Regions from separate parts of the Homo sapiens genome. Here region 2 is linked to region 1. A link is an interaction called in ENCODE POLR2A ChIA-PET data of the cell type or tissue named here. Cell type or tissue: HepG2. All regions are shown on one strand.

What was found. ChIA-PET counts read pairs that join two places held together with the same protein. Peaks named below come from ENCODE experiments on the same cell type or tissue, not always from the same donor. Only the 100,000 strongest peaks of a DNase experiment are listed, where the experiment ranks them.
Region 2: POLR2A ChIA-PET joins it to region 1 with 11 read pairs; 11 of 35 experiments call an interaction of 5 or more read pairs at or near these places.

Annotation. Positions count from the first base shown.
Region 1 is chr16:70,777,555-70,781,554 of GRCh38, reverse strand. It overlaps VAC14 (VAC14 component of PIKFYVE complex), which reads left to right. Exons shown (of 19, transcript NM_018052.5): 9 at 616-765. It overlaps TRG-GCC3-1 (tRNA-Gly (anticodon GCC) 3-1), which reads left to right and starts at 3,274; the gene lies at 3,274-3,344. TRG-GCC2-4 (tRNA-Gly (anticodon GCC) 2-4) reads left to right here and starts at 2,446; the gene lies at 2,446-2,516. In HepG2, no CTCF peak of the experiment used is centred here; a DNase peak (open chromatin) is centred at 2,354.
Region 2 is chr16:70,724,027-70,728,026 of GRCh38, reverse strand. All of the region lies in intron 14 of VAC14 (VAC14 component of PIKFYVE complex), which reads left to right. Among named protein-coding and RNA genes, the nearest start is that of VAC14-AS1, 29 kb to the left of the region's middle. RefSeq lists an enhancer at 1,367-1,661. In HepG2, no CTCF peak of the experiment used is centred here; DNase peaks (open chromatin) are centred at 2,496, 3,146 and 3,566; H3K4me3 peaks cover 1,785 bases.

The sequences.
Region 1 (4,000 bases):
GAAGGGGTCCTAAGAGAAGAAATAGGCGCATTTCACAGGGGCACCAGTATGACAAGGAGAGCAGGGGCTCAGTTCGGACAGCCTGTCTGCCTAACGTAGCCCTGAGACGACTGAGCTCCAGACTAGGAATACGAGGTTCAGAGAAGCCTCCCCTGGCTGGGACCACTCTATATTAACCCATTTTGCGTTGCTATAAAGGAATACCTGAGGCTGGGTAATTTATAAAGAAAAGAGGTTGCTTCAGCTCCCGGTTCTGCAGACTCTACAGGAGGCATGGTGCCAGCATCTGCTTGGCTTCTGGTGAGGCCTCAGGAAGCTTTTAGTCATGGCAGAGGCAAAGAGGAAGCCAGCAGGTCACATGGCAAGAGAGGGAGCAAGAGAGGTGGGAGGCTTTTTGAAAGAACGAGCCCCCTCATGAATAATAATAGAGCAAGAACTCACTCAACTCGCTCAGTACCATGGGGAGGGCACCAAGCCATTTGTGAGGGATCCACCCCCATGACCGAAACCCCTCCCACCAGGCCCCACCTCCAACACTGGGAATCACATTTCAGCAAGAGATTTAGAGAGACAGGCATCCAAATCAGATCACGCTCCTTACATCAGTGGACTCAGGCATCAAAGAAGTGGCCAACGTGTGCAACCAGAGCCTGATGAAGCTGGTCACCCCCGAGGACGACGAGCTGGATGAGCTGAGACCTGGGCAGAGGCAGGCAGAGCCCACCCCTGACGATGCCCTGCCAAAGCAGGAGGGCACAGCCAGTGGTGAGTGGACTCCGTCCCTACACCTCACCTCCTGTCGGGGGCCCAGGGAGCCAGATGTCATAGGAGTTGCCTTGGGGCCTCACTTAAGCAACCAGGACTACTTTATGTATGTCACTCACACAATTGTAGCAGCAACCCAGCGCAGTGGCAGCAGTGGTTCTCCCCCATTCTGCAGACAGGACACAGGGAAGCTGAGTACCATGGCCACACACTCGCAGCTAGTGAAGACTGGAACCGGATTGGAACCCAGGCAGGCTGTCTCCAGCAGCCATGATCTTAACCCTTCCTGCCTCAAAGACCATGAAGCCTTTCCTTCATCTTTTTCCTGGATTCACGGGAAAGAGTTGTTTTCAGGGCAGGAAGGTTTGGAGCATGGGAGGAGTACCAGGATTCAGGGGGCACTTGATTCTTGGCCGTAGACGTCCAGCCACCAAGAAGCCTGGCTGCCTTTACCATGCGGGTCATTCTCAGGGTGGGAGGGTTAAGAAAGCTCTAGCTTCGATTTATTCTGTACTTGAAAATTCTCTTGCCCAAATAAGTGCCTTTAAAAAGTGAAGTTGCTCTGCTCTCCTTTCAGACTCCTCTAACATAATTTTCTTGTTTAGCTGTAAGGTAAAGAAAACTGCATTATAAGAAACCACATTTATGGCCGGGCTGGGTAATCCCAGCACTTTGGGAGTCTGAGGCAATCTGCATGAACTCAGGAGTTTGAGACCAGCCTGGGCAACATGGCAAAACCCCATCTCTACCAAAAAAAAAAAAAAAAAAAAATTACAAAAATTAGCCAGATATGGTGGTGCACACCTATAGTCCCAGCTCCTCAGGAAGCTGAAGCGGGAGGATCACTTGAGCCCAGGAGCCCAGGAGGCAGAAGTTGCAGTGAGCTATGATCACACCACTGTATTCCAACCTAGGCAACAGAGAAAGACCCTATCTCAAAAAAAAAAGAAAAAAGAAACCACATTTATGCCGACTGGCATCTGGAATTTGACTCCAGATGTAATCTAGAACCCTGATGCTTTCATATTTCTTGGGTCTCTGTCCTCACCAAGAGGTCACTGATCAGCTTTGGGTTGATGTCCTCCTTTGCCGAAGCAGCCAGAGTAAACTGAGATATAACCTACTCAGATTTTTTTTTCTAGTTAAATTCCATTTATTACAAATCTAACATTTAGCAAACATCTGTTATACATCAAGCTGTGTTTACCAGACAAAGTCCTTGTGCTCCAGAGGCTTACAGTCTAGTCAAGGAGGCAAGACAGCAAAACAAGACAAATCAACCAGTGGTAAAAGAAATCACAGCATTCAGTAGAATAACCCACAAGGCCATAAAACAAGAGAAACAAGTGAATGACAGTTTCAGCTAATTTGTCAAGAAATTTTTTATAGGGAAGACTAAGCCTACTCAGATCTTTAAGGATAACAGAGTAAGGTCTGGAACCTGCCCACAGGAGCCAAAAGAATTGCTGAGCATTCTCCCATTGCCATTCATGGACTTTTCTTTTGAACAGCTGAGCAGAATGTCAAGCATGCATGCCCCACCTCCTCCCATAGGTTTGGCTGGTAAAATCCAGCAGCTGTCCATGCTGGACCCATCTCAGGTGTCAGGTTACAGCTGTGCCATCACCACTGTGAATCAGAGCAACAAAACAGCTGGAGGCAGAACAGCACTCAGCTGGAGCATTGGTGGTTCAGTGGTAGAATTCTCGCCTGCCACGCGGGAGGCCCGGGTTCGATTCCCGGCCAATGCAGCAGCTGAAAGCTTTTTGGCAGCTCCTGGAAAAAGAAAACTTGGAGAAATAAGTTAACTTGGAGGGATAAGCTAGTGCGGGCCTTCAAAGGGAGGAGCTTTTTTTACTGGGAGAAACTAGAAGACTCGGGGATACATATTTTGTGACCTCTCACTGAAATATGAGTGTTTGATTTTTGTTTTCTAATTCTAATTTTAGAAAATTTGGAAAGTAGAGAAAAATGCAAAGAAACAAGACTATCCCCAAGAGGCAATGAATGTTCAAATTTTGATGTATTTTTTCCAGTTTTTAATATATATACGTAGTTAAGATCATAGAACTTAACACAGCTTCACCTTCTGCTCTGTTTGTTTGAAGTTCACAGTGCCTCTTAATCCATAGTCAGAAAATAGAGTAACAGTTGCCTGGGTTTGAAGAAAAGGAGAATTGGGACTGACTGCTTACAGATGCCCGGTTTCTTTTTGGGGTTATGGAGATGTTCTAGAATTAAATAGAGGTGATGGGTGCACAACTTTGTGAATGTACTAAAAACTACCTAGTTGAACACTTTGAAAATGGTGAAATTTTTGTTATGTGAAATGTTATATGAATTATATCTCAATTTAAAAAAAAAAAAGTCAGTGCCTATTCCTCTAAATTAGAACCCAACAGCCCCTGCCACCTTTCTGCTTATGTGGCAAGAAGTCAAGCCCGCTAGAAAGGAACCACTCCATCCTGTGGGTCGTGGCCTCAACTAAAAACATCCCTACCAGCTGGAGCATTGGTGGTTCAGTGGTAGAATTCTCGCCTGCCACGCGGGAGGCCCGGGTTTGATTCCCGGCCAGTGCAGCCTATCTACCTTTTTAGATGGTTTTCCTAAGCATTTTTTCACACAGCTGCTTGCCCAGGAGAGTATTACCCTAACCAGGATACATTCATGCCTCTTGGCTCTGGATTTTACTGCCTCATAAACAGCATTTCAGCAGATGAAAAGCTCACTTTGTACTAGTTCCCAGAGATGGTAAGAGCTAATTTGGCGCCTTTACATCCACTCTCAGCCCTGCTTAGCTTGTAACTAACTAATCACCAGTCTTTTACCAAGGTGCCCAGGAGACAGTCCCTGCCAGCCGCAGGACAGATAGCTTCGCTGGTCAGGGACAAGTTCATCACAGCCTCTCCTGCTCACTCTTCCCTCTCTGCTCCCTCTGTTCCCACTCTGGTCCACCTGGCTGGAGACAGGACCTCATGCCTGGCCTTCTTTGTTTACTTGTGCTGATCCGCCGACAGCACCACGTTCCTCATGGCACACCTCCGGGCAAGAACCTTTGTGTGTGTGCATATTTGCACCCCTGCCCCACCTCCGCATCTTCTCCCTCCTCCTCTAACCACAGGACCTCCAGTCAGGGCAGCCCCTCATCTGTGCCTCTTCACTTGCTCCGACTCCCCCTTGGCCTGCCACTTGGGGCCATCCACAGCACAGTGCCGTTTCCCTGGTTCTGAGCTCT
Region 2 (4,000 bases), 54 kb after region 1:
GAGGACTGGGTCTCTCCTAGTCCTTCACCCGGTTTCTCCAGACTGCTGTCCCCCAAAAGCAGCACCCACACCTGTCAATGTGCATCCTGGCGGACAGCCACCTGGCCCAGCTGGTTCGGGAACCTGCTGCCCACTCTGCCAGCACACCAAGCCATTGTCAACCAGCTCCAGGGTTGCAGGCCCAGCCACCCAGTCTGGGGGCACACACAGCATCTGACATGGAAAAGGCCCTGCAAACATGTGGCTTCCTCCATCCTCCCCATGCTCCTGTGGGGGGCTGAGGCCGTTCCAAAGAGCTTTGTTGAGGTGGAGGGGGGTATCCACCTGCCCTCCTGCTTCTCCATTGCACTTCCTTTTCTCCTGCGATGACTTTAAAGAGGGGCATCGTTGGCTGGGTGCAGTGGCTCATGCCTGTAATCCCAGCACTTTGGGAGGCCGAGGTGTGCGGATCACGAGGTCAGGAGTTCAAGACCAGCCTGGCCAACATAGCGAAACCCCGTTTCTACTAAAAATATAAAAATTAGCCAGGCATGGTGGCACATGCCTATAATCCCAGCTACTCGGTAGACTGAGGCAGGAGGATCGCTTGAACCCAGGAGGCGGAGGTTGCAGTGAGCCAAGATCACACCACTGCACTCCAGCCTGCGCGACAGAGCAAGACTTCGTCTCAAAAAAATAAATAAAAATAAATAAATAAATAAAGAGAGGCATCGCGATGGTTCCGCAGATGCTGGCATGAAGCCACAGGCCTGATGAGGAGCACAATGATTTCTTAACCCCCTCTTTAGCTGTTAGGCAAACTCTAAATTGTTCTTCTCAGCCTCCAAGATTGCACACTGAGAAAGAAAGGAAAGAGATTCTTCTGGCCAGCAAGTGAAAAGCTGTTCTTTTGGCAGGAGTGTGTTTAGCTCTGGGACCTGGAGCGGCTGCTATAGAAAGACAGAGGCATCGGGAGTTCTTGAAGACACACATCTGGTGGGGGTTCTTGGCATTGAGGAAGATGCATGATTTCCCTAAAGACCCTGGGAGCGTTTCCTCTTCCCCAGGCAGCTTTCCCAGGCCGCACCTCCATGTCGGAGTCAGTGGGGGTGAGAACGGGGTACCCAAGCTCCAGCCAGGCTTGAGTGGGTTGGACTTCCTGTCGGTGTCCACACAGCCTCCTTTTCTGGTGGACATAACGGTTGAGATGCATGTCAAGGTGAAGCCAGTGGCTTTAAAACCTTCATTTTTTAGCCAGCTACTCTGGCTCCAGGCCCTTTCCTTAGCAGCAGGGAGTTGAGGCCAAGCTCACAGATAGAGCGAAGATGGCGACATGTGCGGTGGGGTGCTGTACCCCCACTCCCTCCACGGGACTTTGCAGGACTAAGGCAGATGAGCCTCCCGAGGCACTCATTTGGGGCTCAAACCCCAATTCCTCCCATTTTTAACTGTGTGACCTGTTTCCAAGGCCTTTCTGCTTTGTCTGTGACGCAGCGATGATAGTGCCTGCCGTGTCATAGTGTGGTGGGGTTATATAAATGGCGCATGTCTCAGCCCCAGTGCTGGCTGTGTCTGATAAAGCGGGGCTGTTGTTCAGCCTCCCCACAGGGCTTGTGCTTCCCAGGGTGGTCTGTGGAGGGGGAACCACACCCCTGAGGGGATGAAATCATGGCACCTTCCGTGCCGAGAGCTGGCTCCAGTGCACCGGCCCTGTTGCCCCAGTGCCCAGGGCACCCACCAGCGGCCCGGCCCGGCTCCGCTAAAACAACTCTGCCCGGAGTAGGTGTTGGTGTGCGTTGCCTTCCCCCGGCCTCTTCCCACCCTCCATGCTAATGCAGGCAGAACAAGCCCAGGCCTTGTCTCCCCGTGAACCATCCACTTATCCTCAGTAGAAAGGAGAGGAGGGAGAAAACCCAGCCTCTTTGATAAACTGTGATATGAACTCCAGCGTGACCCGACAGCTGTGATCTTTACAAGGCCTGCTTCTGTGCTGGGAAGCGAGCAAGTCTGAAGACAGTCGCTCTGCCTGCCAACACGGCCCTCCGGCCAGCCGCGCTTTGGCTTCAGCGACTGTGCATTTTTCCCCTCCTCTTCCTCCCTGCCGCCTTGCAGAGAGGACTGGTGGAGAATGCTTGCATCTGTAATGAGCCACTGTATGCGGTGAATGCCAGGGCCTGATCCGAACCGGCCCAGTTAATGGTAGATGAGGTCCGAGCCACCTCCCAGGAGAACAGGGCACTCCTAAGATGAGGCGGGCATTTGGAGAGGATGGGGCCCACAAGGGAAAGGAGGAAGCAGTCATGGGACTTCTTTCACGAGATCCTGACCCAGAGAAGCCCAGCAGCAAGGCTTCCGGTTCATTCTGGGCCTCCTCTCACCTCTGCTACAGACAGGCGTGGCAGCCTGTCCAGCTGAGCAAATGCTCAGTCCCTAATATGTGCCTCTGCTACTGCCCCTCCCCAGTGTCCTGGGTTTGCATAAGAGCCCTTGTGTTGGGAAGAGGGGGAATAGGTGGAGTGGGGAGCTGATTGGTCACTGAGGGGGTGGGGGGCCGGGCAGCCGCTAGAAACTGGACTTGTTTTTAATTGTGGGGCCTGGGGGAAGGGCCTGAGAAGAAACTCTCTTTCATGCCGTAATTGGGAAATTCCACTTTGCTGGCCTCGTGCATTCTGCCCTGTGGACAGGGCCCTTGGCTGGGGCCAAATCACCAAGGTGTCCAAGGCCACCGGCCGTCTGCACCACTGGCGCCCCTCCCAAGCCCAGCTCCCACATCAGGCTCTGTCATCCCCTGCAGCTGCCGAATCTCGAGTCCATTTGGCATCGGGACCCCCTCCTCACTCTGTGAGTCTTTGTGCGGTGCCCCCTCACCTGCCTGGAGGCATTGGCCGGGCCCCCAGAAGCCCATTGTGCTGGTGCTAATGGATGGCGAATTAGAGTGAAGTGGCCAGACCAGATCCCTGTTTGCCTCTGGCCCCAGCTCACAAGCTAGAGCTTCTAGGCGGCCCCACTCTTCCTCTCACCCTTTTAATGGATTGCGTTCATTTGTTCAGGATAAAAATAAATTGCTGTGGCAAATGTGCACCAACCTAAGTCTGTTTGCTAGAAGAGGCCCCGATCCACCTACCCAGAATGCAGATGGGTTTTGATCTTTCATAAGTCCGTAGCCGTATCGATTGGGCCCCCAGCTGAGGGGAGGGAGACAGGACATTGAACAGGCAGGAGGAATTCTTCCACAGAGCTTCCTGCTTCCCTCTCAGCAGAAGCTTCTCTTCTTGCTGGCTTGAGTTGTCTGTCCAGCTCCTTGTGTGAATCTTCTGGAGCTTTCCACAGCCGTTCCCCGCCCAGGGGCCAGGGCTGAAGTGTTTTTGTCGCCATGCAAGGGACGCAGAGGAGTGTGTGCAGCAGGAGCCGCTTTACACAACCGGCTCCCGGCTTCTCATCTCCTAATTAGAGACCCCTTCGCAATGGGAATGGCAGGGGGACCCAGGAGGCCCAAGAGGCCCAGTCTGACACACAGAAAAGACTGTTGGGAGAAAAAGAGTGCTGCCTTCCCAGGTGAAAAGATGACCTTGTGAGGTGCAAAGTTCAGGGAGCCCAGAGAGCCTGGCCCAGCCTGCATTCCATTGTTCCCTAGTCCATGGCAAAATGACCAGCGTCCTTGCACCTCACAGAACCATCGGAGGTTGTTCCCTGTTGACCCAGAAGTGGCTGGAGATGGAGTGGGGGGTGGTCCTGGCCTTGCTCTGCCTCCTCCAAGCAGTCCCCACAGTGTCATACACACTGGCACTCCCTGTAACAAGGGATGGCTTTTCTCCTGCAAAATGGATACCACATGTGGCAGGCCTTGCTAGACCAGGCTGGGATGAATTAGGTCTGACCTGGGGTATGAGGGGAGTAGAGGAAATGCTGGCCAGAGGGAGCCCTGCACAGTGTGCCTAGGGGGCCCAAGAGCCTCAAAGGGGTGGCATCTTGGTGTTTGCGGGGTCCACTGGGCTTTGAGCAGGGCTGGTGGGAGGAGACT